Regions from separate parts of the Homo sapiens genome. Here all the other regions are linked to region 5. A link is a loop called in an ENCODE intact Hi-C map of the cell type or tissue named here. Cell type or tissue: mammary epithelial cell. All regions are shown on one strand.

The links. Hi-C counts contacts between places; a loop is a spot of excess contacts. Peaks named below come from ENCODE experiments on the same cell type or tissue, not always from the same donor. Only the 100,000 strongest peaks of a DNase experiment are listed, where the experiment ranks them.
Region 1: a loop joins it to region 5, with 11 times the contacts of the local background. A loop is called at or near these places in 9 of 110 quality-filtered maps.
Region 2: a loop joins it to region 5, with 21 times the contacts of the local background. A loop is called at or near these places in 14 of 110 quality-filtered maps.
Region 3: a loop joins it to region 5, with 3 times the contacts of the local background. A loop is called at or near these places in 2 of 110 quality-filtered maps.
Region 4: it touches region 5 in a loop (19-fold over the local background); 12 of 110 quality-filtered maps call a loop at or near these places.
Region 6: it touches region 5 in a loop (5-fold over the local background); 2 of 110 quality-filtered maps call a loop at or near these places.
Region 7: a loop joins it to region 5, with 8 times the contacts of the local background. A loop is called at or near these places in 39 of 110 quality-filtered maps.

The regions. Positions count from the first base shown.
Region 1 is chrX:19,592,349-19,596,348 of GRCh38, reverse strand. It overlaps SH3KBP1 (SH3 domain containing kinase binding protein 1), which reads left to right. Exons shown (of 18, transcript NM_031892.3): 10 at 1,349-1,400. Among named protein-coding and RNA genes, the nearest start is that of MAP3K15, 79 kb to the right of the region's middle. In mammary epithelial cell, a CTCF peak has its summit at 2,473 (motif pointing left); no DNase peak of the experiment used is centred here.
Region 2 is chrX:19,543,114-19,547,113 of GRCh38, reverse strand. It overlaps SH3KBP1 (SH3 domain containing kinase binding protein 1), which reads left to right. Exons shown (of 18, transcript NM_031892.3): 15 at 1,064-1,192. Among named protein-coding and RNA genes, the nearest start is that of MAP3K15, 30 kb to the right of the region's middle. In mammary epithelial cell, a CTCF peak has its summit at 2,220 (motif pointing left); no DNase peak of the experiment used is centred here.
Region 3 is chrX:20,116,388-20,120,387 of GRCh38, reverse strand. It overlaps MAP7D2 (MAP7 domain containing 2), which reads left to right and starts at 3,481. Exons shown (of 17, transcript NM_001168465.2): 1 at 3,481-3,638. The coding sequence starts at 3,509. In mammary epithelial cell, no CTCF peak of the experiment used is centred here; a DNase peak (open chromatin) is centred at 1,767; H3K4me3 peaks cover 786 bases.
Region 4 is chrX:19,738,040-19,742,039 of GRCh38, reverse strand. All of the region lies in intron 3 of SH3KBP1 (SH3 domain containing kinase binding protein 1), which reads left to right. Among named protein-coding and RNA genes, the nearest start is that of SH3KBP1, 150 kb to the left of the region's middle. In mammary epithelial cell, a CTCF peak has its summit at 2,181 (motif pointing left); a DNase peak (open chromatin) is centred at 2,179.
Region 5 is chrX:20,065,072-20,069,071 of GRCh38, reverse strand. The region is part of intron 1 of MAP7D2 (MAP7 domain containing 2); the gene reads left to right. Among named protein-coding and RNA genes, the nearest start is that of MAP7D2, 50 kb to the left of the region's middle. In mammary epithelial cell, a CTCF peak has its summit at 1,698 (motif pointing right); DNase peaks (open chromatin) are centred at 1,221 and 1,691; H3K27ac peaks cover 408 bases.
Region 6 is chrX:20,125,978-20,129,977 of GRCh38, reverse strand. EIF1AX (eukaryotic translation initiation factor 1A X-linked) reads left to right here. Exons shown (of 7, transcript NM_001412.4): 7 at 1,667-4,000. The coding sequence ends at 1,672. Among named protein-coding and RNA genes, the nearest start is that of MAP7D2, 11 kb to the right of the region's middle. In mammary epithelial cell, a CTCF peak has its summit at 2,356 (motif pointing right); no DNase peak of the experiment used is centred here.
Region 7 is chrX:19,903,440-19,907,439 of GRCh38, reverse strand. No RefSeq gene overlaps it. Among named protein-coding and RNA genes, the nearest start is that of SH3KBP1, 18 kb to the right of the region's middle. In mammary epithelial cell, a CTCF peak has its summit at 2,474; a DNase peak (open chromatin) is centred at 2,429.

The DNA.
Region 1 (4,000 bases), 470 kb after region 5:
CGTACATTGCTTTTTTAGACATGCTATCACACACTGAATAAGCTACAGTAGAGCATAAACATAACTTTTATGTGCACCAGGAAACCAAAAAAATTCCTGTGACTCGCTTTATTGCAGTGGTCTAAAACCGAGTTTGCGTTATCTCTGAGGTATGCCTGTACTCTGATTCCGAGGTAAAGGAAGGTTAACTGGCAGAACTTCACTGATACTTTTGTTAGGTAAACACACATCTGTCCCCAGGATAATTAACACAACGACAGAGAAGGGAGGAAGAAAAAGAGTTAGTAGAGAGCTAGAAGGGGCTGGCAAAAGGGGAAAGAATAATGTGAGATCATGAGGCAGAAACACATCCATCCCATGGAGGACCTGTGTGTAAGGGCAGGTGGCCCTTAGAGCAGCTTTCTTTATTTTAATAAAGTATATTTCTCTGCACTCATAGAGACAATACAGAAAAACATTAAGAATGACACACACACGTGTGCGCACACATATGCACCCAGAATCAGAGATCACTGCTTCCCCCTAACACAGCTGTCTGAGAACAGTGCCCTGGCTGGATTTTTTGGCCATGGAATAATTTTCCAAGTCCAGCCTGATCATCTCTCTCCCACAGTCAATCCTAGGTGGCAAGAAAATGCTGGCTACTCTGGAACCAGTTCAGGGATGAATGCCATTGATTGCACTGCTACCTCCATCACCTACAGAGTGACAGCATGTGAGAAAAACAAATCACGGCTGATATGCAAAAAAAAAAAAAACAAACCAAAAAACAACAACAAAAAAAATCCCTCTCTGTTCCAGTTTATCACATGTACAATGAGTCTGTGGGGTGTCTAACAAATGGCCTGCCAGCCTCGGTGTAGAAAGGGGCAGAAGGCTTGCAACCTGATGTGGCTGCAGTGGGCCCTCAGCCTGCATTTTGTTGAGAGTCCTACATCCAGAGCAGATTCAATTTTGAATCTTTACAGTGACTCTTTTCGAATGCATGGTTATTCAGCAGATTAAATCTTAATTGCAAATGCAGCTTCAGCGTAGGAGTACCATTGTGCTTGCTGGTTTCAGGCCATTTTTGCTGAGCCGTGCTTTTCCAGAAGGCTGTTACAAATTTAGAAAGGGGGAAATGGCGTTTCATTTGTCGATTGGAGTTTTGTTTTGCCGACTGGATTTATTTTAGTGTTTGTTTAGAGGTGCCAAAAACTGACGTCCCTGGAGAGAGAATTGCTCAATTTTTTTGGAGAGGTTCTCTAAATTGTCCAAACTGCACATAGAAAACAATGTCTGTGGTCCTTCTGTGAGAGGACAGGCTTGCCAACAATCTCATGTGGTATAATTTTTATTAATTTTTCAGAGACCCAAGAAGCCACCGCCTCCATCCGCTCCTGTCATCAAACAAGGGGCAGGTAATGTACCTTTCAGTTCCATCAAATAAAATATGCGTCTTTCTTTTTGCATATATTCAAATCATCCTCAGTGTAGAGTTCGGGATTCCTGGTTCAAGTGCCATAGATTGACTACTTGGGAAGTTACGATTTGGTCTCAGCAGGCAGGTTTTAAAGATACTTCTGTTTTTCCTAAAAGATAAACATACCATTAAAATGTGACCCTGATATAGTGTAAAAATCTAGGCTCCCAATGAGAATGATCAGAAAGAATTAAAACAAACAAACAAACAAACAAAAAAAACAAGTTTGGGTTTTTTTAAGTAAACAGCTTTTGAGGAGAAAAGAACTGAATTGCCCTGTTTCTCATGTGCCCAGTTGAAGGTCAGCTTAGGGAAGATTGTTTCCCACAGGTCATAGCATTGTTGTGCGTATATAGTGTTGCTGAATTTTCGATATCTGTCCCATGTGGTTAACCAAAATTTGTACTGACTTCACTTACCCCTCAACAAAAAGATGTTTTTCTAGCAATAAATACTTTTCCTTATGATTCTTGTTTAATTTTGAAGAGTCTAATTCACTTTTTTTCTGTGTAGTTCAGATATTCAGGTTGAATAATATAGGAAGAATTGATGTTGAACATTTGGTAGCTTGTTTCACACTGGATTCTCATATATAAAAAGATATTTCATATTTCCCGGTAGAACTCCTCTTTATAATAGTTAAAATTAATTATAGGGAAAAATTCCTCCATGAGTTATTAGTTAAGTAGCATTTTAAAAAATTAACAACTAAAATAGAAGAGAAAGGGTATTTTTAGTTCTACACATTCACAATTATATTTCTATAACAGTTAAATTATGAATAAATTTCAAGATTGGTTTATTTATAAACTTATTAAGAAGTGATTTTTAAGTTCTTTTGGCCCACCAAGTTAAGAGGAAAAACTTGACCCCAAATTCCTTTCCCATTCCCTTTGGCATAGTTGAGAATTATTAGAGATTAAGTCCTGAAATGGGATGTTAATTACATCTTTTGCTCCGCCCCCATCCTTGTTTGCATTGAGCAGTTTCATTTTGCCACCTAGTGGTTCTGCCCATATATTTTATTGTGCTGAAATTGAAGCAAGCTATTTATTTACTTTTCTCTGAAGACCCCTTTCCCTGTAGGCCTTGGTAATTGATCAGAGACCGTGGAGATTAGTTGAGGAGTCCAAGGCTCAGGCAGTCTAGAATGTAGCTAAGATTGGATTCTTCAGTATAATAGGATTGTCAGTTCTTTCTGTGTCTCTAGGAATGATACCGACTTCATTATTGTTAGGTGAGTAGATTGTAGCATGGTAGGCAAATTCTTACCCTTTTAAAACAATTTTACCAAAGTTTATGATGGGTCTCTGTGGGGCAAAGCAGGATGGCATTTAATGTTTATAGATTACTGCTCATTTATCCTGCCTGAATGATCGTGGGAACTGCTTTGTAATGGGGAGATAGATATTCATATTTTCTCCCTCGTCAACTTTCCTTGCGTTTGATTATTTTACCAAAAAAAAATCAGATATGAAATTGACAGAAATGAGATGTGGTGATTAATTTGTAGTGAGTCATTAAGAGGAATTAAGTAAAGGATGTGTTTGGTGGATATTTTTTTTAACTTCTTTTGTTCTCTGAGGTTGTGTAATTGAGATTTCTAGTACCAAGCACCCATCTTTGGAACTGGTCATGTAAAGAGTTTGTTAAGAACTCAGCCCAGTCCATACATAAGAGGAGTACTTTTGACTGGTTTGTGCTTTAGCTATTTCTCAAGTGCTCTTACATGCCTGAGGCCACTGGCACCAATGAGGAAACCCCAGGTAAGGGAGCAGCTGCAGTCCATGTGGGTAAAGGCTAAGTGCTAAGTGGTACATTTGAAAAAATGTAATACTTGAAGGACCCCAAATTTGGTGGCATAAAACAACAGCCTTCTTATGTTCATGGATTCTGTGGGTCAAGAACAGACCATGGCTGGGCTGGCTTGTCTCTGCTCCGTCATATCTGGGACCTCAGCTGGGAATACTGAACTAGCTGAAGCTGGAGGATCCACTTTGAAGATGAATGTTTCCCTCACGTGTCTGGCTCCCCTTGGCAAGGGTGCCTGGAAGGCTGGGCTCAGCTGGGGCTATAGGCTGGAGCATCTGTATGTGGCCTCTCCAGGGTAGTTGACTTCTTACATGGAAGTTCAGTATTCCAGCAAATAAAGCATAAACTACAGGGACTTTTATGACTCAGCTTTGGAAGTTATGTGGTATCATTCCTGCCACTGATTGAAGCAGTCACAGGCCCACCCACATTCCTGGCAAGGGGATGTAGACCTCACCTCTTACTGGGAGGAGTATCAGGTAATTCCAGGCCCTGTTTTAAAATGGCTACAAAATGGGATCCAGATTCCTATGAAACCCCCTTTTTTTGGTAGAACACAACATTCAGTGGCCCCTTATTTGTAAAGTTTGATAATTGACATTTATTTATACACATTCTCCACCCCCACCCGGTGATTTCCTGTGACTATATTGATGCCTAAGGAAATCAGGCTTAAATATCAGAAAATATTATTAGTGGTATTCTTGTAAATTAAGGATACATAGG
Region 2 (4,000 bases), 520 kb after region 5:
GTGCAATGTCAATGGCTCACTGCACCCTCGACCTCCGGGGCTCAAGTGATCCTTCCACCTCAGCCTCCCGAGTAGCTGGGACTCCAGGTGCACACCACCATGCCTGGCCAATTTTTGTATTTTTCGTAGAGATAGAGTTTCGCCATGTTGCCCAGGCTGGTCCCAAATTCCTGGGCTCAAGAGATCCTCCCGCCTCATAATCCCCGTGTTGGGATTACGGTCGTGAGCCACTGTGTCTGGCCTCATCTGGCTTTTTTATCTTTATAGTGATCTTCACAGTGAGGCAGAAAGAACAGGGGTGTCGTCCTATATTTTACCAAAAGATGCTGCCATTCTGTAAATATACTATAGCCATACAGACTCCAAAATGAATGTTGACTGTCAGCAATAATGAGGGCAGAGATTTAGCAGCAGGTACCAAAGGAGATATGAGCTTGTTGCACTAGCGAGCAGGGCTGTGCTCTCAAGCTGAGGAAACACTGGTCACTGGACCACAAGCCTGGTGAGCCCTTATCCCTGGAAATGGTTTTCTCTCAGACACATCCTTTAGGGCACTTCCGTATGCAGCAGATTTAGTGATCATGGAAAAGGTCAAGGAAAAGGAAGAGGAGGGAATGGAGGAGAGGCAGATTAGAGCAGCCTCTTGTTGACCTGTGTGTTCTTCCCTGGTAGACTGTCAGCCCTGTGAGGGCAGGCATCCTGTGTGGCATGTCACTAAGTCTGCAGTACAAGCTCACTGCAGCTTTTGCACATGGTAGCAAATGTTTAGAGGAAGGAGCAGGAAAGGATGGACGATGGATGCTTGCAAGGATGAAGTGATTGATGGACATCAGTGGCAAGATCCCTGGTTTAGGAAACCTTGCTTCTTAGTCGCAGTTCTGCCACTAATCAGCTATGTGACTTGAGCGCGTGCATAACAGCACACTTTTTTGCCTCACAGGGTTATCGTGAGAAGACAAAATAGCAGTGTCGAGTGCTTTTAAAGCATACAGCATTATATTAACGAAAGTGGTGTCAGCTAAGGTGTAATTCTGACAAAAGCATTTTCTTTTGGCTTTATCAGTCATCCCTTTCAAGCCCTGATATCTTCGACTCCCCAAGTCCCGAAGAGGATAAGGAGGAACACATTTCACTTGCGCACAGAGGAGTGGACGCGTCAAAGAAAACTTCCAAGACTGTTACCATATCCCAAGTGAGTCACCAGCCATGGCGAGGGTGTCCCTGTCATTTCATGCATGTGCTAATGATGGGTTATAAACCAAACAAAGATACACAAACAGTGCAGGTGTTTGTCATTCTTCAGTGACAGCGATTCTGTTACTCATCAAAATCCCCAAGGCATGTTGCAGTCTCCGAAACTAGGCAGAATCCCTGAGATACAAGTTCAGTTGTTTATTTCCCATGTTGTTCTCTTGTGGTTTGATCTCCTCTTCATACCATCACACACACGTTCACAAATACCTTCACACACTACCACCATCACCACAACCAGAACAATTTAAAAAGCCGTGAGACGTCTAGAGAGAAGACATTAAATATATTAAATGCTGTGCCCTCTGCCCACAGATCTTGTCTTTTATGTTCAAAGCTGGTCACAAATTATAGTTGGAAGATCATAAATATAAATAACTAATGTGGTCTCTTAAAGAAAATTGATTTGGAGTCACATTCTATGATAAATTTATAGTCTAAAAACACTTTAATTTTATTCCATGCCCAGAGAGTAGTATAGATACTTTATTAGTTTATGAGAAACAAGGAAGACATTTAACTTTTAGCTACTGCATGTAACTTTTGAGGAGCATCTTGTACAAATTCTCTCCCTGTGAATACGAACCAAGATTTTAAAATTCCATTTTCTCCCACTAAGAAAACCAAGTCAATTGGAATTATTTTCTCTGAATATTAGCAACTTCTTTCTGTCTAAAAGCAGAAAACTATAGTCACTTGAAGCAGGAATAGCACAAAGAAATCAAAGGTTACCGTGGAATTTTCCTTCTCCATAGATTTAAGAATTTACATGTATAGATTTTCTTAAAAATCTGATACAGTAAGCAAAACGTGATCCTATACAACAGATCAGTTGTAATTATTCACAAAACCAAAGCATTCTTTCTTTATAAAAGGATTCCATCTGCAGAAGTTGGATTTAGACCCGTTTTTTCTGGTGACCATAGGTATAGTTTCATTTGACATCCCTGGGGTGTCTCTACAGTGACATCTACTGGTGGACAGTGGGTTTTCGTGGTTCTGATGTACACAGTTGTATCCCATTAGCCTATTTCTCTTCCCCGGAGTTGTCATGTTGTGCTCTTCAGTGCTTCTAGAAATTCCACTTGAACTAATTTGATCAGGGAGGGTGGTGGCCTATACTCTGTGAGGGCTTTAAAATTGCTCAGTAGCCGAAATGGGCCGGGAGAGCGTGTCATATAGGAAATGCCAAGAGAAGCATTGATTCAAGAAGTGTCTGGAAGTCAGTCAGTGCAAAGGCACTGGTGGGTCACAGGAGTATGGGAGGTCCGCAAGGATGCAGGATGGGCAACAGGAAAAGGCATAAGCCCAGGAATAGATGACAAGCAAAGGAGAGGACAGGAGAGTGCGAATCTTCAGACTCAGGCAGCCACAGTCACAGTGCTGGACTTGAGGGATCCAGTTGATAGGGAATTGATCCCCTGTTCTGCCAGTTATTACCTATGAGTCTTGGGGAACTACTCAGCCACTTCTCTAAGCCTCAGTTTTCTGCTTGGTAAAATGCTTGTGCCAACCGATCGTTGCTCAAATTGTCTAGCCGGTGTCCGGCATGTGATCATTGCTCCAGAAATGTCAGTTCCTCTTCCCTCTTACTCTGACTCCTACTAATGATAAAGCACAGGCTGGCGGAGCGCTATTCCTGGCAGCAGAGAGCACTTTTCCTCAATGGTAACTTGGCAGAAAAAAGGCGAGCAGAGAGGCTGGGAATGATGGCCCATCTGCTTTTGGCTTTCTCTGCCCAGTCTCTCCCTCTAGCACAGCCTGAATCCAGACTCTGCCTCCTCGCCATGCCAGCCAAGCCCCTTTTGGCTCCTGCGCTGGGGTAGCCTGCTGGGTACCTGCTGCTGGAGGGAGCCTCACGGCCGCGTTGCCAAGCTTCACCACCAGCCTCTACTTCTGCCCTGCTGCTCATCGCCCCCGCCTCCCAACATCCTGTCCCACTCTTTTCCCTCCTCGCCACCTGCCTCCCAGCTCCCTTGTTGGTGCCTTCTCCCCCAGGGGCCTACTGGGCACCCCTCTTCTCTCTCGCCCATGACTGTCCTTCTTCCTCGGCCCTCCTGGCCTCCTCAGGACACTTCTCCATCAGGCCTCCCCCGCCAGTCTCCTCCACCTTCAGCCTGGCCCTTCACTGGCTCTTTCTCTCAGCGTATCATGCAGCTTAGGGTCTCCCCAGTCCTGGAAAGTGAACAGAACCCTTCCCTGATCCCACCTCCCCCTGAGGCTTCCGCATGAGCATGCTCCCTCTCTCCTGTCTTCCTGCCTCAACCAAGTTTCTGGAAAGAGAGTCCTAAACTTTCAGGCCACACCTTCACCTCCCATCCAGGTGGTCATCTGCCAGGAGCAGCTTTCTGTCTCCCTGGCTCCACCAAGTGGACTCCACCCAGTTTTCCTCTCAGCACCCTTCACCCACGCATGCAACCACTTCGTTCCTTCTGGACTCTCCTCCAGGCCTGTCTTCTGCTTCATCCCCTCTTCCTCCCCTCTTTCCCAGTCACTAAGGGCTCCTAAAATCCAATGTGTCAAAAACGGAAATCATTATCTGATTCTTCAGTCTGCTGTTTCTCCCATGAAAGGTACAATCTCGATGCCTGGTGTGTGCACCACACCCGTGGTCCCTGATCTGTCCTTCCTCCTCCACCCTCTGCATCCTGTCCAGGACCACATCTCCCTGCTCACAAGGCGTCTGTTCCATGAGGGCAGGGTCTCCATCCTCCTGGCCCACTCCTGCCCCCAGCACTGGGAACAATGC
Region 3 (4,000 bases), 51 kb before region 5:
TTCCCCATATTGGTCAGGCTGGTCTCAACTCCCGACCACAGGTGATCTGGCCGCCTCAGCCTCTCAAAGTGCTGGGACTACAGGGGTGAGCCACTGCGCCCGGCCATGCTATAGATTTTTATAGGAAGTTAGTGTAGTGGGAAAAGCACGGAAAACTCGAAAGTCATTTTTTTTAAAAGCTTAAATAGAAATTACACTATTGGATATTCTGTCATAATGTCGAAAATGTCAATTTTCTCCAAATTAACCTCTGACTTCAATATAATTACATTTAGTATTACAGCAGGCCTTGGTGGGAGATTGCAAAAACATCCTAAAATATATTCATGTGGAAATACTGAATTTCAAAGAATTCTAGAAACACTGCTAAGAGGGAATTCAACAAATAAATTGCACCCTAAGCCATAGTAGTGAATAATAGATGCAGTAACAGGAAGATCAGAATAGATAGCTCAGAAGCTATCTCACCTACTATGGAAATTAGGTACTTGATTTTTTAAAAAGTGGCTTCAAAAATTACTGGGGAAAGGATAGGTAAGCAGGTAGTGCTGACCAAACTACACTTCGGAGAGAAAAGTGGATTTGGCTCTTTACCTCACCCTATACAGAAAAATTGCTTAAGAGTAAAGCATTTTTTACTTTTTTTTTTTTTTTTTTTTTTTTTTACGTTTTTTACTATAAGCATGAGGGCAATGGGGAGTATCTTGGGACTAGGGAAGTTCGTATTAAGACTTCTTAAAATGCAAACCATAAGGTGAAAAATTTATGGATTTTATCACTTCGTAATCATTATGAGATCAGATCAAGCAAGAACCATCAATGGATGCTAAATCTAGAGAGAATTTTTGACGAAGAGTAAGTACCTGCATAGCCTTAAGGTGCCTCACCACAGTGCATTTTGCAAGAGGAAAACTACCTCTAAGGTGGAGGAACAGCCAATGGAGAGAAAATTACTGTATCCATGTGAAACTTAAGTTGGTAGTCAACTCTAGTATGTGTAACAGAACATTCATAATCTTAGGAAATACACATGGAAGTATTTGTAATGTAACTTTCAAAAACAGTTGATAAAAAATAGGGCAATATTGTAAATGGAGTAAACATGTTAATAGGATTTTGTCATAAAAATTAAGGAAAATTTTACCAATCTTAAAAAGCTTAGTTGGCTAGGATAAAATATTTGCAACATTTAAACCAGAAATTATCTAGAATACAAGAAACTCCTGGAAATCAACCAGAGTAGCCCAGTGGAAAGGTGGGCAAGGATTGAACAGGGAATTTACAGAAGGGTAAACCAGATAGAATGGCTAATCATTTTGTGTAGATTGAGAACAATGCCAAGAGAGGAAAAACAAATAGAATGATAGCTTTTATGCAGTGTCATTTATATACAATTAAAATACATGCGTATCTTCAAAACAGTATTTCAAAATTGCAGCTGCAAAGATATCAGAGGAGGTGTTTATAATTAGGGAGAGGAATGGAAAGTAAAAGGACCCCAAAAATAGAATAAAAGTAGAGAGGGATGCTACACACACATGTCCATGAGCTCAAGAGTTGGATGAATTGAACTCACCAAAGGTCCCTAAGATAAGGGAGGAGAAAGTGACAGCTCCCACGCTCTTAATTTGGCTTAATCTCAATGTGTTCGAGTTTTCATTACAGCTCAGGGTACCAGCCCCCACCTGCTCACTTTCCTACTCATTTATGTTTAAACTTCCTGGCTTTCTCACCACACTTGAACCCTACTCCCGGCACACCTTTGGGCGTGTCAGGAACACGTTCATCACAAACATTTTTTGTGCCACAAAGGGACTTTCCCAGCTTTGGCCAAGAGTACAGGTGCCCATTCCTGAGAGTTTCAGCTTCACATTAAAAAAAAAAAAATGAGACATAATTAAGGGACCATAAAATTCACCCGCTTAAAATGTACAATTCAATAGTTTTTAGTATACTTAGTTGTGCACTCATCATAATCCTAGAATATTTTCATCCAAAAAAGAAAACCTGTACCCATTATTCAGCTTCATTTTTAATCGTGTATATCTCCCCCCAGGAGTGGTAATAAAACTTTCAGGCTGGTCACCTTCCAACGAGAAAAAACATGCAGCCTGGGGCTCCATGGGAACGGGTTATCACTTGGCAGGCCTGGGTAAACAAAAGGCTTGAGCCGGCCCTGCCAAGATGTCTTTTTCAATGTTTTTGAAAAGATAATAAATGTGCATGGCAGTGGTAAAAGTGCCTACTTAGGAGGCAACCCGTTTAGCAGTTTCTTGTGTGTCTTCTCGGAGAGATCCTCCTCAGAGGTTTTTTGTTTTATTTTGCTTTTGAGACAAGGTCTCTGTCGCCCAGGCTGGAGTGCAGTGGCGTGATCACTGCAGTCTCGACCTCCCGGGCTCAAGCGATCTTCCCGCCTCAGCCTCCCAAGTAGCTGGGACCACAGATGAGTCGCCATGCCCAGCTAATTTTTAAAATTTTTTTGTAGAGACGGGGGTCTCGAACTCCTTAGCTCAATCAATCCGCCCGCGTCAGCCTCCCGAAGTGTTGGGATTACAGGCGGGAGCCACCACACCCGGCATCGCGGAGGTTTCAGTCAGCATTATTTACGCCTCAGGAGAAGAGGAACCAAATTGGCTGCGGAGTAGGGTGTCGTTGAAAGGCCTAGGTCGGCCTACGGCGCGTGCCGCTGCCTCTTAGTTGAAGATCGACCCCAATAGCTTGCTGCTGTCCCTCTCTGGGTGACCGCACGCTGAGGGTGGGGCGTCACTAAACACTGATTACCCGTGCGCCTCGAAAACTGGAACCTAACTATGCATGGAGGGCGGGTCCTCTGGCGTCTGCACAGATGTCACTGGCCCAACTGGCACCCACCTGGGGGCCTAGCCAGAAATTGTTCCCAAGGCTGCATTGCTGAGTTTGCATGCAGACACCCAGTGAGTGTAAGCGTGTGCGTGCTGAGTGAGCACGTGTGTGCGCGTTATGTGCTCTGTGTTCACACATTGAGTGAGGATGTGTGTGCACGGTGTCTGAGAAACTGCACCCTACATCTACACACGCTTTGAGTGTGTATCTGCTACTGTGAGAAGATGCATTTACGCTGGGTGTGCACGTTGTGTGTGCATGTTGCATGTAAGCATCGTATGAAGAACTGTGTGCGTACGCACGCCTTCTGTGTGTGCACTGTGTACAGCAGCGTGTAAGGACGCGTGCACGCCCGTACGCGCTGTGTGAGGACTGTTGTGCACATTGCATGCACACGCTACAAGCGCGCGCCGCGTGAGAACCGGTGCGCCTATCGCACGTGCACGCCCTGCGTGCGCTGTGCGTGGAAGCGGTGCGCCTATCGCACGTGCACGCCTTGCGTGCGCTGTGCGTGGTAACCGGTGCGCTTATCGCACGTGCACGCCCTGCGCGCGTGCTGCGTGAGGACGCGTGCGCATGCGGACGCGCGCGGGTTCGGTGCGGCGCGGCGGGCTTGGCAGTGCGCCTGTGCGGCCGGCGCATCCCGATGGAGCGCGGCGGCGGCGGCTCCGGGACGGGATCCCGGCCTGAGGGGACTGCGCGGGGAACCTCTCTCCCAGGGAAGATCGCAGAACCGGGCGCGGTGCGGACCTCTCAGCCCAACTACCGGCCTCAAGGTATTATCCCCAGAGTGTGGCGGGCGCCCGAGGGCTTCGGGTTCCTGTGGGGGGGCGGGCCCGGCGGCCCAGGGCAAAGGTCCTCGAGCGTGGGGGGAAGGGGCACGGCGCAGAGCTGAGATAAACGCCCTTTCCCTGGCCCAGGATCGTCCGGACGTGCATCCAAGGGCCGCACCCCTCTCTGTGCGAGTGGCGGGGTTCTTTCTTGGGGCGACCTGGGTGAGTGGGTACACATGGGGGGTGGCTTAGGGTGGGCGGCAGGTGTGTTTGGGATGGAGGTGCCTGAGGGGGTGCTGCGGGTCCAGTCCCCGTCCTCGAGGAGCAGCCGGCATGGGGGTCGTTAGGATAAACCGAGCGGGGTT
Region 4 (4,000 bases), 330 kb after region 5:
AAGTATCCAGGCTGTCATCAATACCCTGCTGGCCCGTGTGAGGACCAGGTTCCATCTCAGGGTTCTCGTTTGCACTGTTAACAGTGCATGCAGAGAAGATGTATCTCTGCCTCTCTCTGAACCTCTCCTGTTGCCTGGAATTTTGGACATTGTTCCTTCCTCACTTTTTGGTAGACACCCATGAACATTCAATAGTACATGTTTAGTGCATGCCCACTATGCATCTGCCCTTGTGCTTGGTGATGGGGCAGATAAAGACTGGAAAAACACCAGCCAGTCCTGCCTGCAAGTAACTCAGTCTGTTGTATCCCTTGGGAAACGTTGAGAAAGTGCTGCACGTTTCTTATATCATTTTGATGGCAAGGTGGGGATGTGTCTTGTATTTACTTCTGTCATTCTGAATGTGAAGCCACTCCGTGGGTTTCTGGTTGGCTTTATATGTCCTTGTTTCTATTTCCAGTTTATCATGAATTCAGTGTTTGGTAAGTCTCTATTGTATTTTGCACATTTACTATTTTTTGCTATATTATTATGCTCTCCTGATACAAAATGTATTTTATAGTTACCTTTTTAAGTCGCTCTGCTACTTTGGCATCTGCCTTCCCAAAGATAAACTGCTTTTACCATCTTTATTTAAGGTTTTTTATGCATTTGCATTTTACTGCCCCTTCCAGAGATTAATGCTGAAAGATCTGACGGTTTAAAAGATGTTATTTGTAACAGGTCTAGCTCTGATGCTACGAGGTGAGATCGTCTGTCTCATGAGATTCAAGTTAAGATGGGGGAGGGTTGCTCTCTGAATTGATATGTGGGTATGACTGATTGTAGAACATTGCTCTGTGGGTTCATTTCTGGTGTGTTTAATCCTTCAGACGGGTTCCATTCAAAAGTTTTCCTTAACAGAGGGATCAACGGCTGCTCTTCCTCTGGTGACACACTGTTGCTTTAAAAGTTAGTGCAGAAGTTCTTCCACATTAATATGGACCTCGTGTTTGCCACATGGAAGGGCTCTCCAGTTTGGTCTGCTACCTGTAGCTGTCAGAAGAATGTTGCTTAATGTTTACCTTTCTTCTCATAGTTTCAGCACTGGTCATTCCAAGCCCTAAACAGATCTAAGTGACTGCCCGTCCTTTCCCCACTTCCCCTGAAGGGGAAACGTTTTTTCTAGCTTTTAGTGTGAGGGCCTGGAATGCTTCTCATGGCGCCAAGGCGGTGGCGTGGATCTTGATAGGCCGTGAGCTCTTTGGCAGAAATGAAACTGTTAACAAAGGATGGAAAGAAGTATGTCCTTAGTAAAGAAAATGTCAACCTCTTTGGTTTGCCAGTGGTTTGTTGTTTAAGGTAAATGTGAGATCTGGGGGTTTGTTTGTAGAGATGAGACTTTGTTTCTTTCAAATTTTCTATTGGAGAAATAAATGTGAATTCTTGCCAGTTAACTGGGAATCTGAAAATGTGCCATTTGGGGTCAGACTTTTCTTTGAGTTTCAAGATTGCCTGTTTATTTGACTTAAGGAGCTGGTGTTTATGGACAGATAGAATAAGAGTTAACAGAAGACATTACTGTTGTGTAGAAGCTCTTGGCTATCACCTGAGCTGGTCTTTCCCAGGGGAAATGAAAATCTGGCGATCTGGCAGTGAATGGGGATAGATATGATACATAGTCATTCAGTAATATATACGTCTGTGTGAATGTATCTGTATACGCATCTATAGTCTTATTTTCCAGTGGGCCTTCATTCTCAAAAGCTCTGGAGTCAAGAGCCTTTAAAGAAGTCTTTTAAACTAACTGATCCCTGACTGCATTTCTGGCAAGTTTTATTGGGACACTGCGTTGTTAGCACCAGCAATTGATGTTGGAGTGTGTGTTACCCTTTTTCATGTTATTTTCTGAACCTATTGAGCCTAGAGTGAGGGGTGGTGAAATGCATGGTAAGAACTACATAGGAGGGTATAGCCATCATGTTGCGATTATGTGTGGGTCATTGATAAAATCGGTTTTTAGATTTTTTTTTCTGTTATGTTTAATCTCCTTTCTATCTCTGTGTCTTCTGATTTCAAGGCATTAACACTAATGAGTCTCCCATGGGTTAGTCATGGGTTTAAGACTCCCGCCATACTCCTGCTGGTGTCCGCCCAAATCCACCCAGAGGACAAGCCATGAAGTGGGTTTGTGGTGGTGGCTCCACCTGGTGGCTCTCCTAGGAAACTCCTCTTTCTGCCCACCTTTTCCTTCTCCTTGGGAGAATCTTGATGGAGGATGCCTTTGATTCCTCTGACTCAGTGTTCACTATTTGTGCAGTTCCATCCCAGACCCACGGCTTCTCACATTACTTATGGATTTTTTTAGCCCTTTTGCTTTTTCGCCTAAGAATTGCTCTTTGAACTCATATAATCTGTGTCCTGATCCTTGTTCTATCTGTGATACCCCTATGGACCAGGATTATTGTTAATGAGGATTAAAAAAAAAAAAGGACTCCCATAGGCATGACTCTAGATATAGATATTAATTTGGACAAAATAAAGAATCACACTGAAATCCCTGTAGGTATGTATGCCAAAATCTCCTGCCTAATAGCTCCAAGTACCCTTATCTACTTCTTCTTCACTTTTTGTTGAACCCATTTTTCCTCAAAGGAGCAATATTTTATTACCAATGTTGTTTTCAATTGTCAGCAGGTGGCGAAAGTAAAAAGCCAACTAACTTTTTGGCTTCATTGTTGTTTCATTATTGTTTGTGAATTCTCTACAGGCAGCCCCCTTCTTGCCTGGGCACAGACTGCCCCCGCTTGGTATGTCACTGAGCATAAGTATTTTTGATAAATAAAAATGTCTTTTATTCTCATTATTTTTCAGTTTTTAGTTGTTGATAATATTGCAGATATGACTTATTTTAGCTGCATTGTGGGTCAGTCTGGGAACTTAATCACCATTTATAACTTTGCTTCTATGGGAATAATGCATTCAGAGTTCCAAACTCTCTGCATAAGGCACATATAAGTCTTTTTTTTTTTTTTTTTTTTTTTTTCTTGGAGGCAGAGTCTCGCTCTATCCCCTAGGCTGGAGTACAGTGGCATGATCTCGGCTCACTGCAACTTTCGCCTCCCGGGTTCAAGCCATTCTCCTGCCTCAGCCTCCTGAGTAGCTGGGACTACAGGCACCTGCCACCATGCCCGGCCAATTTTTGTATTTTTAGTAGAGACGGGATTTCGCCATGTTGGTCAGGCTGGTCTTGAACTCCTGACCTCAAGTCATCCCCCAGCCTCGGCCTCCCAAAGTGCTGGGATTACAGGCGTGAGCCACTGTGCCTGGCCAAGTCTGACTTCTTTTTTTTTTTTTTTTTTTTTTGCATTGCTGACATGAATCCTTAAGTACCTTTGTAAAAGTCAGAGTCCGTATAATCGGTGCCCACTGAAGTTTGCTCATGTTGCAGAGGAGTTTATAATTCACACAGTATAGAATGCTGGAACTGTGCAAGCTCCACACAGTACACTAGGCTCTGAGGATAGCTTTGGGTTCAATCACATTGCACCATTGTATATGGTGCTTATTTTCACAAGGCCTGAGTTGGATCTTAGTGTGCCCACGTTTGTATGAGGCATGTCGTGAAAGTGGGTCCTATTGTATATTTCCATCTACTAGTGACGAGACCTTGCACCAAGCGTGACATGCTCAGATAGAAACCAGCCCAGCATTTCTCAGTGTGTGTTGTATGGAATTATAGCCCTTCTGACTATTCCACAAAGGAGGGATGCGGGGAGAGACAGGCAGACAAGCGGGGAGAGAAAATTGCCTCTCTCGTCAAATTTCAGCTGCAGCACTAACACCATCTTGGAGACTGACAAGCACATTAGCATAGTACAGGCTCTCAGATGGCCTATGGTAAGGAGACCTGCTTATCTTTGATCATGGAACTGCATGTTATTGGATACTAGTTAAGACTCCACTTTGGGATATGTTGGGCTTTAAGATACAGGACAAGGAGCTCTGTAAGCATCCCCAA
Region 5 (4,000 bases):
ACACTGCTGATAAAGACATATCCAAGACTGGGAAGAAAAGGAGGTTTAATTGGACTTAGAGTTCCAAATGGCTGGGGAGGCCTCAGAATCATGGAGGGAGGCGAAAGGCATTTCTTACATGGCAGCGGCAAGAGAAAATGAGGAAGATGCAAACGCAGAAATAAAATCATCAGATCTCGTGAGACTTATTCACTACCATGAGAACAGTATGGGGAATACTGCCCCCATGATTGAAATTATCTCCCACCAGTTCCCTCCCACAACACCTGGGAATTATGGGAGTACAATTCAAGATGAGATTTGGGTGGGGACACAGAGCCAAACCATATCAAGCATTACTTCTTGGATACACTGTGTCTTTAGAGGGCATCTCCTGGTGTTAGTGTTCACAGTAATCTACCTCAATTCCTCTGGTTTAAATCTGGCTGTGTTTTGGTAATAACTGGTTTATTTGTTAGAGGCCATGGTTTGTGCTCCAGCCCTCCTTACCTCGGAATGAGCTCAAGGGCTTTTTGACAGCCTTTGGGAGAAACATGTAGAGTCAGAAGGTGGAAGCTGGAGATGAGTTAATTTGGCTTCTCTTGGAATGGATATTCTCAAAATGTTTGCTCAACAATTAAGCAGAAGAAGCAGATGCTGTGTGGAAGAAGCTTTACTCATCCAGTAAATCTCAATCCCGACTGAACTCAGACTTCCTTATCCACATGTGCCCCAGAGCAGCTAGACGTGCAGAGAGAGAATCACAGGAGGGAGCTGCCAGGCTTCTCACTGCAGGGTGGTAACCGCCAGCCACATGTGGCTATTAAGCGCCTAAAGTGTGCCCAGTGTGACTAAAGAACTGAACTGTAACTGTACTTAATTTTGATATGAAATTTAAATAGCCATGTATAGCTCATGGCTACCAAATGAACACAGAGATTCCACATTGCCCATGTTGGGCTGTTTGAGTCACTCCACCCCTTTCAGTGGGATAAAACTGAATTTAAAAAAGAAAGAGACGGCCATGCATTGTGGCATGAGCAAGGAGAGGCCTTACAGCTTCCCCCAGGGTCCTCTGTAACCCCTTCCCCACCCAGCATCAGCCCTAAAACATTGCTGAGCAAACATTTTCAAACCACTAGTGTGAGGAGGAAGCTGCTAATTAGCCTGCCTGGACAGGAGCCACATCTGTGTCCAGCTGGGCCAGCGCTTGGCTCACAGTACTGCTTACTTCATACTGCTCTAATGAGTCACACTTGACTTCTCTTTAGATTTGCAAGCTCATTCTTGGGGCCAGGTTAAGATTTGTTCCCTGCATGCATCACTTCGTTACAGCACTAAGACTAAGGTGTTACATTTCTTCCCGTGCCAGGGAAGCAGCACAGAAAAGCGGTAACTGAGAATGTGGGTCCTTTCCGCCAGATGTGAGAGATTAGGAAAAAAAAATTTAATGGTTTTTAAAGTGGGTCCTGAAGCCAGTTTCTTGCATTGGAATCTGGCTTCAAGTGCCTCTGTTTCTACACCTGTAAGACAAGGATCATCACAGCACCTCTGTCATCATAGGGTGGTTGGGCTGAGAAAGTCTGAGCAGTGCACTTTGTCCTTGGGAACTGCTCAGTTATTACCTCTTATTATGATGATGCTGGTGATGATGACTGTGAGCATGATAATAAAGATTTTCTGGAAAGATGATTTGAAGGTGTGACTCTCATGTGTGTCCATGAGAGGGCAGCCTAAAATCATGCATGTCTGTGGAACAAGCAGCCTCTGTAAAGCCTCAAGGTAATGTGGGCAGTTTCAAGTGTGTTTGGCCCTTTTTCTTCTCTGTTTTTCTTTTTTCCCTCTGTTTGAAGAGCGCTTTCAGCCATTTTCAGGCTTACTTTAGATACGGAGCAGGCCCATGAACACCTAGAGGGCAGCATGGGCAGTACAGAGCTAGGTTCAGGCCCTGCCTGGGTGGGTGAGTTTGTGTAGGTGCCAATGAGAGCGTCTGTCTAGGCGTCCTAGGCTTTTCTTTGTAACTTTTCACACAGAACTAATTCTTATTAATCAGACTCTTGAGGTAGACACTAGAACCTGACTGTGTTTAGAGAAAAAAGAAACTTGATTTTCTATGCTTGTTCCCCTTCCACTAACTTCACACCTGCCTCTGAGCATTGTGTGCATGCATTGGTGCCACCATGTAAGGGGACAGTGGCCGGAGCTGTATAGACCCAGAGTTGCATCAGCCACACATGGCTCTGGAACACACCAGGGGAGACTGAGTTACAGAGAGAGCAGAATAAGAGTCCTCAAACCATGTGGGAGCACAGAGCATCATAGGGCTGGGGGACAGTGGGGGTCTTGAAGATGGGCAGGGTTTAAACAGATGGAGCAGGGTAGAATAAAGGATGGCATGAGCTAGAAGGTGCATGGGAGAAAGGGCAGTGCTGAGGTAAAGTTGGGAAAAGAGTTTGGAGTCAGATTGCGGGGTGGCTGGAATGAGCTGAGGAGTTGGCCTTTAAATTTTTGATGACGTTCATATTGTTGATAGTGTCATAATGATTAAGAGATGACCAAAAACAAAATGAAGAATGGCACTTGGATTTTTCTAGTACTTATCTCATTTTAATATCCCTGATATTTAATCTAGGCTGCAAAACCAGATGTATGTGGGGAATCATGACAATCCAGTGTTTGTCACGCCATCCCCCTTCCTCATTCCCACTGCCTACACTGTGGGCCAGGCCTTCAGGCCTCCCTCCTGGACAGCAGCAGGAACCTCCTTAGAAGAAGCACAGGTTGCTGTGGCAGCAAGGCACACTATGATGCCAACTTGTGATGCTCCCAGAGAGGAAGGCACAGATGCTGGGGAAGTGAACCTGGTTATATTAACATGAAAGCTGACTTCTAAAGAATGGTGTGCTTCTTTGGGAGGCCGAGGCGGGTGGATCATGAGGTCAGGAGATCGAGACCATCCTGGCTAACAAGGTGAAACCCCGTCTCTACTAAAAATACAAAAAATTAGCCGGGCGCGGTGGCGGGCGCCTGTAGTCCCAGCTACTCGGGAGGCTGAGGCAGGAGAATGGCGTGAACCCGGGAAGCGGAGCTTGCAGTGAGCCGAGATTGCACCACTGCAGTCCGCAGTCCGGCCTGGGCGACAGAGCGAGACTCCGTCTCAAAAAAAAAAAAAAAAGAATGGTGTGCTTAAATATTATATACATAATATACTGGGTCCAGTTGTAACAGAGTGCAGTAAATTATTTGTAATCCTAAAATGATCATGAAGATCCATTTAATCTTTTGTTTAGAAAGCCCTTTAGGGTTCTGCAGGGGTTGGTTGGAGATGAAAAGCTCCAGGGATATTTCTCAGACATTTTCGGGGAAGTTGTCATTTGTTCCATCTTATTTGTTGTAGATATTTGGATGATTCTAAGATACTAAGATTGACATTGGCACAAACTTGGCAGAACCAAAATTGAACTTGAGTGTTGTCTTTCATAGTGCTCACCCAAGGAGCTCATACGTTGGCTCCTTTCAGAAAGTAGGCCGGGCATGGTGGCTCACACCTGTAATCCCAGCACTTTGGGAGGCCAAGGTGGGCGAATCATCTGAGGTCAGGAGTTTGAGACTAGCCTGGCCAACATGATGAAACCCCATCTCTACTAAAAATACAAAAATTAGCCATGCGTGGTTGCACGCACCTGTAATCCCAGCTACTCGAGAGGCTGAGGCAGGAGAATCGCTTGAACCTGGGAGGCAGAGGTTGCAGTGAGCCAAGGTCGCGCCACCGCATTCCAGCCCAGGCGACAGAGTGAGACTCTGTCTCAAAAAAAAAAAAAAAAAAAAGTAAAATGTTCAGTGTCTGTGTAATGAGCAGTATTCAAAATTTTGTCCATTTTTGTGCTTCTCCTCTCCCCCAGGTGGTCCTGCTTCAGGCTTGGGAGCCTGACTAGACGAGGCCTAGTGGGCTTCTCTGCACACTGCCAGGCCCGTCTGTCACTTACTGTACTTTCTGACCCCTTGTCTGCCTGGGGGCAAA
Region 6 (4,000 bases), 61 kb before region 5:
GAAAAGGTCAGTGTTTGCATTGGCAATATTAACGCCAGCCACTCTAATCATAACTTGTTTAATTAAGAGTCTCTAAAGAGATAGCCATTAAGAAATTTAGTGGACAGTTGAAAAATAGATCTTATCAAAGGAACATGCCTTTTTAATTGAAATATTAGTGTGTTGAAAGAATCTTGTTTGAACCAGCTTGATATGAAGCATTGGAATTACAACATACACTGAAAGCCTTGTCAAAATGGAAGCCTATTGCCAATTATGGTATTTTTAGCTGTTGGGTGTGTACTGTTGGCAAACTCTTGGTTTGCAGTTGGTATGTTTATTTTGAGGAAAATGGATTGTCTTTCCTAATAATAAAGTAGTAATGCCCATAAGTGTAAATGCTTTACTGCACTTCTGCTGTTACTGTAATTGAATGAAATTCAAACTTAATCTTTTGGCAGTATAAATTTATTTAGTGATTAGGGTGTTACTCTTAAATCTGTTTTGGGCTCTTCTTTTCAAACCTCTTTTAACTAAAATGTAGTTCAGAAACCACCTGTGTATTTCAACCCAAAAACAATAATAAGTCAGATGTGGTGGTATGCACCCATAGTCCCAGCTACTCAGGAGACTGATAGGGGAGGATCACCTGAGCCCAGGAGTTCAAGACCAGCCTGGGTAACATAGCCAGACTTTGTCTCTACATAAATAACATAATAACGTTAAATTTGATGCAAAGATGGAATTTCGGAATACCTAGAGCAGTTGTTCCTGACCAAGAATACTCACACTGTGAGTTAAATTACTAATATTATAGACATTTTAACATGTACACAAAAATAGGAAGTGAGAAATAAACATGTTGTTCTGTTATTTTCTTAATTTTGGAGACCCTGAGCCAAGAGGAGTCTTACGACTAAACTGTTACTAATATTTTGACAATAGAATTAACAATTCTATTCTTTGGTAAATAAGAGCTTGCAGCTGACATGTGGATTAAGCGCCAACCCAAACATTTTGACATCTGAGCAGGGGTAGAAGGCCTCTTTAAAAAAAAAAAAAAATTAAGGAACCTAACCAGAGAACATGCATGGATATGAAGCCGCATGCACCAAGATAATGGGTTGAGAATCTAGGCGTGGTCAAGATTTTCTCAGTAAAAATTTCTGGATCTGGGCCAACGCCTCCTCAGAACTGGACCCAGCTGGCTGGCTGGAAAAGGGATGGTAAAGAGTGATTATTAAAGGAGTTCTCTTGAACATTTTGTAAAAGTTGGCTCTGTCACCTGAGAACCCTACTCTTTGAGACATTTCTCCAGGTGGTTTATAGATGTTTTAACTATAACCAGATTGACTCAGGAGAATTAGGTCAGTATCACACTGAACGGGATCAATCATATCATGCTTCCTGTGTCTGCTCCCATCCATGAGATACAAAAATCTCAAATTACAAGCATTAAAGGAAGGAGACAGTAAATTTTATTAAGAATATTTTGCATAACATGTAACATTACAAAGGAGATCATCACGATTTACTTATAGCAGGCCAGAATTATAGGAATTTCTTCTTCAAACTGGATTTGTTTCTCACATAGCCTAAGGAGGTGAAAGTCTCCCTTATATATGGAGTAGACTGTTGGAATATAAGAATTCTTTTTCCTTTCATCTGATGTTCTTTTCCCTTCCAGATCTAAATTGAACTCAACATTTTACATTCCATCTTTTCTGAAGATTGTCCTACAATTTGGATTTTGATCATGACAAAGAAGATTAAAATTTCATTAGCATGAATGCAATTTGTTAAAGCAGACTGATTTGTTTCTAAGATATTTTTGGTTTTTTTAAAACTGATAATAATGCTGAATTATCTTAAGTGAGATGTTAAGCCCACTTTGTTCTTTTAATGTAATGGAGCTTATGGGTAGAAGACCATGTCTACTAATTACAAAAAAAAAAAAAAACCATGCATTGCTGCTTTTCCTACCACTTCCAGTAAGAAAATGGGTGTTTTGAAGAAATCATTTGCCTTGTCCTCACGGAATCTGATTAAGCCCTGGCCTCTTGATTGTATAGAGTCATTGTGTATATTCCAGTTACCTAGATATTCCCTTGAGATTTTGATACAATTTGAGGGAGGCAGAAGTCTGCAGTTGAAGAAAAAAAATAAGTCTGTTTGTCATATTTAAGTAGCCTGTGGCTATTTTTATACTGATTTTGATATCATGTTCTTTTCATAGTCGTATTTTGCCACCGTAAACATAAAAAAAAAAAAAAAGATTTCCAAAATGCCGTTTTCAGAACCTGGGTTTTAATAGCAGTATTGAATTTGTAAGCTTAGTAGTTGCAGAAATTGAACACTAGGTGGCACTCAGTTATCTTAACAGGGGAAGTACTGATACAATTGTTGACTTTTCTTTTACTATGTGTAAGAAATACCCCAAACATGAAAAGATTGTTTTGATCATATGCATGTATGTAGAATATTTTTGCAGAGCAGAAAGATTATGTTAGAAGTGTGATTTTTATTTTCAGAAGTCATATACATGTAAGCTACAATTTTGAGTGCTTTATAAACACTTAAGATATATATATAAATTTTAATTTCATAGCAACTTGTAAAAAATAAAATACTTGTTGAAAAGCCTTTTTCAACATATCCCTAAGCTAAGGGAAGAGGAAGGAATAACAACTCAGTGAAAAGATGGTCTCCAGTTTCTGAATGAAAAAGCTACAGCTGAGAAATAAAATAAAATGTCATGCTGCAGAATATGTTATACCCTTATTTTGTGTTAAGGATATATTTTATTATGTGAATGGTTTTGTTTTTGTTTTTTGTTTTTGTTTTTTGCTTGTATTGGGAATTAGCTTTACTGGTAACTTCCTTATTTAGTTTTTAGTGGTCAACTCTAATAAAATGAAACTAGGGCTGAGCTAGTTAGCCCTCACTAGCCAAACTGAAACTCTATGCAACATTAAAAGAAGAGATCCATCATGTAGCTTGTGACACTTTTATTTTATTAGTCACCGGGGAACTTTTCAGTGATGAAAATACACAGGGTAATAAACCTTCACATGGCTTCAAAAGGAAAACAAGCAAATCTTCTCTAATCTACTCTTACTATAATTTCCTAAGTGTACACCAAACTCTGGATTTAAAAATCTGAAGTACTATAGAACATTAAGTTGAAGAATGGAAATTAAGAGTACGTATTCATGGTTTATATTTCTTATTCTATGGAGTTCGTGAACACATCTAGGTGGAATGCATCTGAGACTAAGGGCTGGTTTTTAATCCTCATAAGAAACCAGCCTTGAAGAATTAACAATTCTCTTCATTGGTATTCTAAACCTCCTAAGATATTTAGGCTTCTGTACATAAAAGTGTTTTTGCTAAATTTACAGTATATATAGATCCTTTCATATTATTTTACTAAGAATGTTTGAACTTTGCATATTTGATATAGTTCCTGGTAGGAATAGCACAGCTCAAACATTAGTTTTTCTACTTACCTCCTCTAACACGTGGTTTGTCTGGAGAGTTTCTAAAAATTCAGCTATAACCCCAGTTCATGTATTTACTGGTGATTGTTCTTGCTGAGGTAGTAACAGCCCAATCTTGGGCTGTTAAATCCTAGGAAATCTCGAATCATAGTGATTAAAATAGTTGGGGTAAAGTTGTAGCTTATATGCAATACTACTTGGAGGAATTCTTCTACTAATTTGTATTTAATGTGGAAATTGTATAGTTTCATTGATTTAATCATAAATAATGGAAATGGTCTCCAAGAAGTTTTATTTTTCATTTTTTTGCTTATACACTCTGATTCCTATAATACAGTGCTATAAGCTATGCACAGAAAATAAAATGTTTGAAATCCAAGAATAATGGTTCTTACTGCTAAGAGGGAGTAATAGTTATTACTAATGATTTTGATTGGGTTGCATTTTTGTTGCAATGTTTATTCCACTTGCAGTTAGAATATGAATATGTTTTATCACTAGTGTGGCTAAATAACCAAACA
Region 7 (4,000 bases), 160 kb after region 5:
CTCATGCCTGTAATCCCAGCACTTTGGGAGGCTGAGGTGGGTGGATCACCTGAGGCCAGGAGTTCGAGACCATCCTGGACAACATGGAGAAACACCGTCTCTACTAAAAATACAAAAAAAAAAAAAAAAAATTAGCTGGGCGTGGTGGCTCATGCCTGTAATCCCAGCTACTTGGGAAGCTGAGGCAGGAGGATCACTGGAACCCAGAAGGTGGAGGTTGCAGTGAGGTGAGATCACACCACTGCACTCCAGCCTGGGTGACAGAGTGAGACTCTGTCTCAAAAAAAAAAAGTCTCCAATTCCATCCAGGTTGCTACGAATGCCATTATTTCATTCCTTTTTCGTTATTTCATTCCTTTTTATGACTCAGTAGTATTCCATTGTGTGTGTGTGTGTGTGTGTGTGTGTGTGTGTGTGTGTACCACATTTTCTTCATCCACTCGTTGACTGATGGGCATTTGAGCTGGTTCCATATTTTTGCAATTGCAAATTGTGATATGCACCTATCATTTCTTTTTAGCACTTCTTTGCTCTGATGCATAACAAAATGTTTTGGTCTTTATCTTGGACATTCCCTGCCCCAGGCTTGAAATCATTCATTTTTCTAAGGAGTCCTGGTTCCTTTTAGTGGGGGATGGTATTAGAGTCCAAGACTTGGGCCCTAGTGCCCATTGCTACTGGAGTGTCTTTGCTTATAAGCATTTTCAGCAGCCATATCTAGGAAACACACACACACACATACATGCATATATATACATATTTTAGAAATGATGAGGTCACACTGGCACCTACCATCCATCTCCATAGGATTCTTCCTTGCCTTCTCCTGTTTGATATTTGTATGTCCCTTCCTCCACAGTGAGAACCCTGGCTCCCAACATCAAACGATTTAATCATTTGCTCAATCCCATAATACATCTAAAGTAGTTTCGGAATTGCTTCACTTATACCACAGCAGGAAACAAACCTACTAAAAATAGTTCAGGATTTGTTTGCGGTTCTTCAGTGCCATGCCCCAAAGACAGAAGGTATATGGACAAATACTGTGTACATAAATTACTTGCATTAGTCTCCTCCACTCCTACCCCTGTGATATGGTCATGTTCTTCATTAGAAATACAGTTGTTTTTTCCAACTTGTTTTCAGTGGTAGCTCTCCCCACCATCCATGTTTATTTGATTTGATTTTTTTCAATATGTAGAACATTAACATACTTCCTCAAATCAAACTATACCAAAAGGTATGCTCAGGGAAGTGTCACTTCCTCCTGTATTCCTTCAATACTATTCCTTCCCACTCCTTGTAGGTGACCAACTTCGGGTTTCTCATTCCTGTGTATTTTTTGGTATAGACAAGCAGATATATGTATGTTTTCTTATTCCGCCCCCCCTCCCCGTTTTTTTCCATATACAGAAAGCAGCATCTTCTATATTCTCTTTTGCACTTTGCTTTTTTCACTTAAGAAATCTTGGAAATTGTTCCATACCAGTTTGTGCGATTGTCTTTTTTTTTTGACACGGAGTCTTGCTCTGTCGCCCAGGCTGGAGTGCAGTGGCACAATCTTGGCTCACTGCAACCTCCACCTCCTGGGTTCAAGCGATTCTCCTGCCTGGGCCTCCCAAGTAGCTAGGATTACAGGCGCCTGCCACCACACCCAGCTAATTTTGTATTTTTAGTAGAGAGAGGGTTTCACCATGTTAGCCAGGCTGGTCTCAAACTCTTGACCTCAGGTGATCTGCCTGCCTTGGCCTTCCAAAGTGCTGGGATTATGGGCGTGAGCCACCATGCCTGGCCTCATTCTTCCTTATAGCTGCATAGTACTCCACTGTGTAGCTGTTATCATAACTTATTCAACCACACTCTTATATTTGGACATTTAGGTAGTTTGACATTTTGCAATTACAAATCATGCTGTAATCAATAACCTTGTGCATATTTATTTTCATATTGTTGGAAGTGAATCTTCAGAGTAAATTCCAAAAAAAAAAAAAAAAAAGTGAGATTGCTGGGCCGAAGGGTAAAATGTATATGGAATGTTGTTAGATATTGCCAGCCCTTCTCCATGGGAGTTGGACCAGGGTGCATTTCCCCCAGCAGTGGATGAGAGTGCCACTTACCCCACAGTCTGGCCAGCAGTGTATTGACAAGCTTTTGAATTTTGCCAATCTGACCCATGAAAAATGATATCTCAGCATTTCAACCTGAGCTATTTTAATTTCAAACGCTAGAAAAAAGTCCTGGTTACAGTGTGATTGTCAGGTATTGAAACAGATTTTATAGACTCTCAACTTGGTATTCTCTAGAAAACTCTCTGGAAACAGTTTTCACCCTAGGAAAATTTTAGCATACATCCCACCCAACTGGATGGGGATGACTTCTGAACCGCTCTAACTGGTTTTTCTGCAATTTGGTCTCTTCCTGTTCATGTTTTAGCAGGTGGGGACTCTTCTAAAGCTTTCTTGCCCCACCTATTGGGCAAGAAGGGGAATTGAGCTGCCTTTCTAAAATACTGCCTAGAAACCAGATGACATGCAGCGCCCGCCAAGATGTTCTGGCCTCATAGACCTTAGTTCAAAACAAGAATCTAAAGAGAACACGATATGTAGATTTATAGCAATGGCTCCAACATACTTCTAGAACATGTATACCTAAACCACATTCTGGAGAGCGTTAGTTAATAAAGATAGTTGACATATTTTTTCTTAGCCGTTCTAACTCCTACATGTGTAAATTTTGGTGACAGCTGCTTGCTGCAGTTAGCCCCTAAGGTCTCAGATGCTCATTTTAAAAAGTTACTTCTTTACACGAAATGGAAGTAATTATTTTCTGGTTATGAGTAATGCATGCTTGATACGGGAAAGAAATCCTAGAAAATATGGGAAAGTATAAAGAAGAACATTAAAATGACCTGTATGCCTACTACTCAGTGGTAAGCATGGTTAACAGTTTGGTCTTAGTCCTTGTGTTCAGGCACAGTGGCTCACGCCTGTAATCCCAGCACTTTGGGAGGCTGAGGAGGGGGAGGATCATTTGAGTCCAGGAGTTTGAGACCAGCCTGGGCAACATAGTGAGACCCTGTCTCTACAAAACATTAGAAAAAAAAATTAGCTGGGCATGGTGGTGCGCACCTGTGGTCCCAGCTATTCAGAAGGCTGAGGTGGGAGGATCACTTGAACCCAGGAGGTCAAGGCTGCAGTGAACCGTGATCATACCACTCCAGCTTGGGCGACACAGTGAGACCCTGTCTCTGGAGAAAAAAATCCTTGTGTACTTTTGGCACATATATACCCACTTTGCATGCACACACATACACTTTTCTACTCTGTTTCTGTCTCTATATATGTATATATACACATATAGGTGTACATACCTACATATACAAAAATGCTCATTTTTCATCCGGGTGTGGTGGCACACCTGTAGTCCCACCTACTCTGGAGCCTGAGATGGGAGGATTGCTTGAGCCTGGTAAGGAGGTTGAGGTTGCAGTGAACCATGATCATGCCACTGCACTCCAGCCTGGGCGACAGAGCAAGACCCTGTCTCAGAAACAAAAAACAAAAAACTCATTTTCCTACACATTATACATGCACACTTTGTAAACAAAAATTGAATAGTTGTTGGCCAGGTGCAGTGGCCCATGCCTCTAATCCCAGCACTTTGGGAGGCTGAGGCAGGTGGATCACTTGAGCCCAGGAGTTTGAGACCAGCCTGGGTGACATGGCAAAACCCTGTCTCTACCAAAAATACAAAAAAATTAGTTGGATGTGGTGATGTGCGCCTGTAGTCCCAGCTACTTGGGAGGCTGAGGTGGGAGAATCGCTTGAGCCTGGGAGGTGGAGCTTGCAGTGAGCCAAGATTGCGCCACTGCACTCCAGCCTGGTGACAGAGCCAGACCCTGTCAAAAAAAAAAAAAAATTGAATGGTTGTTAACATACCATTTTGTAATTTGCTGTTGTCACTTTTTCCATTCATTAAAAAGCCCTATGGCCATGCACAG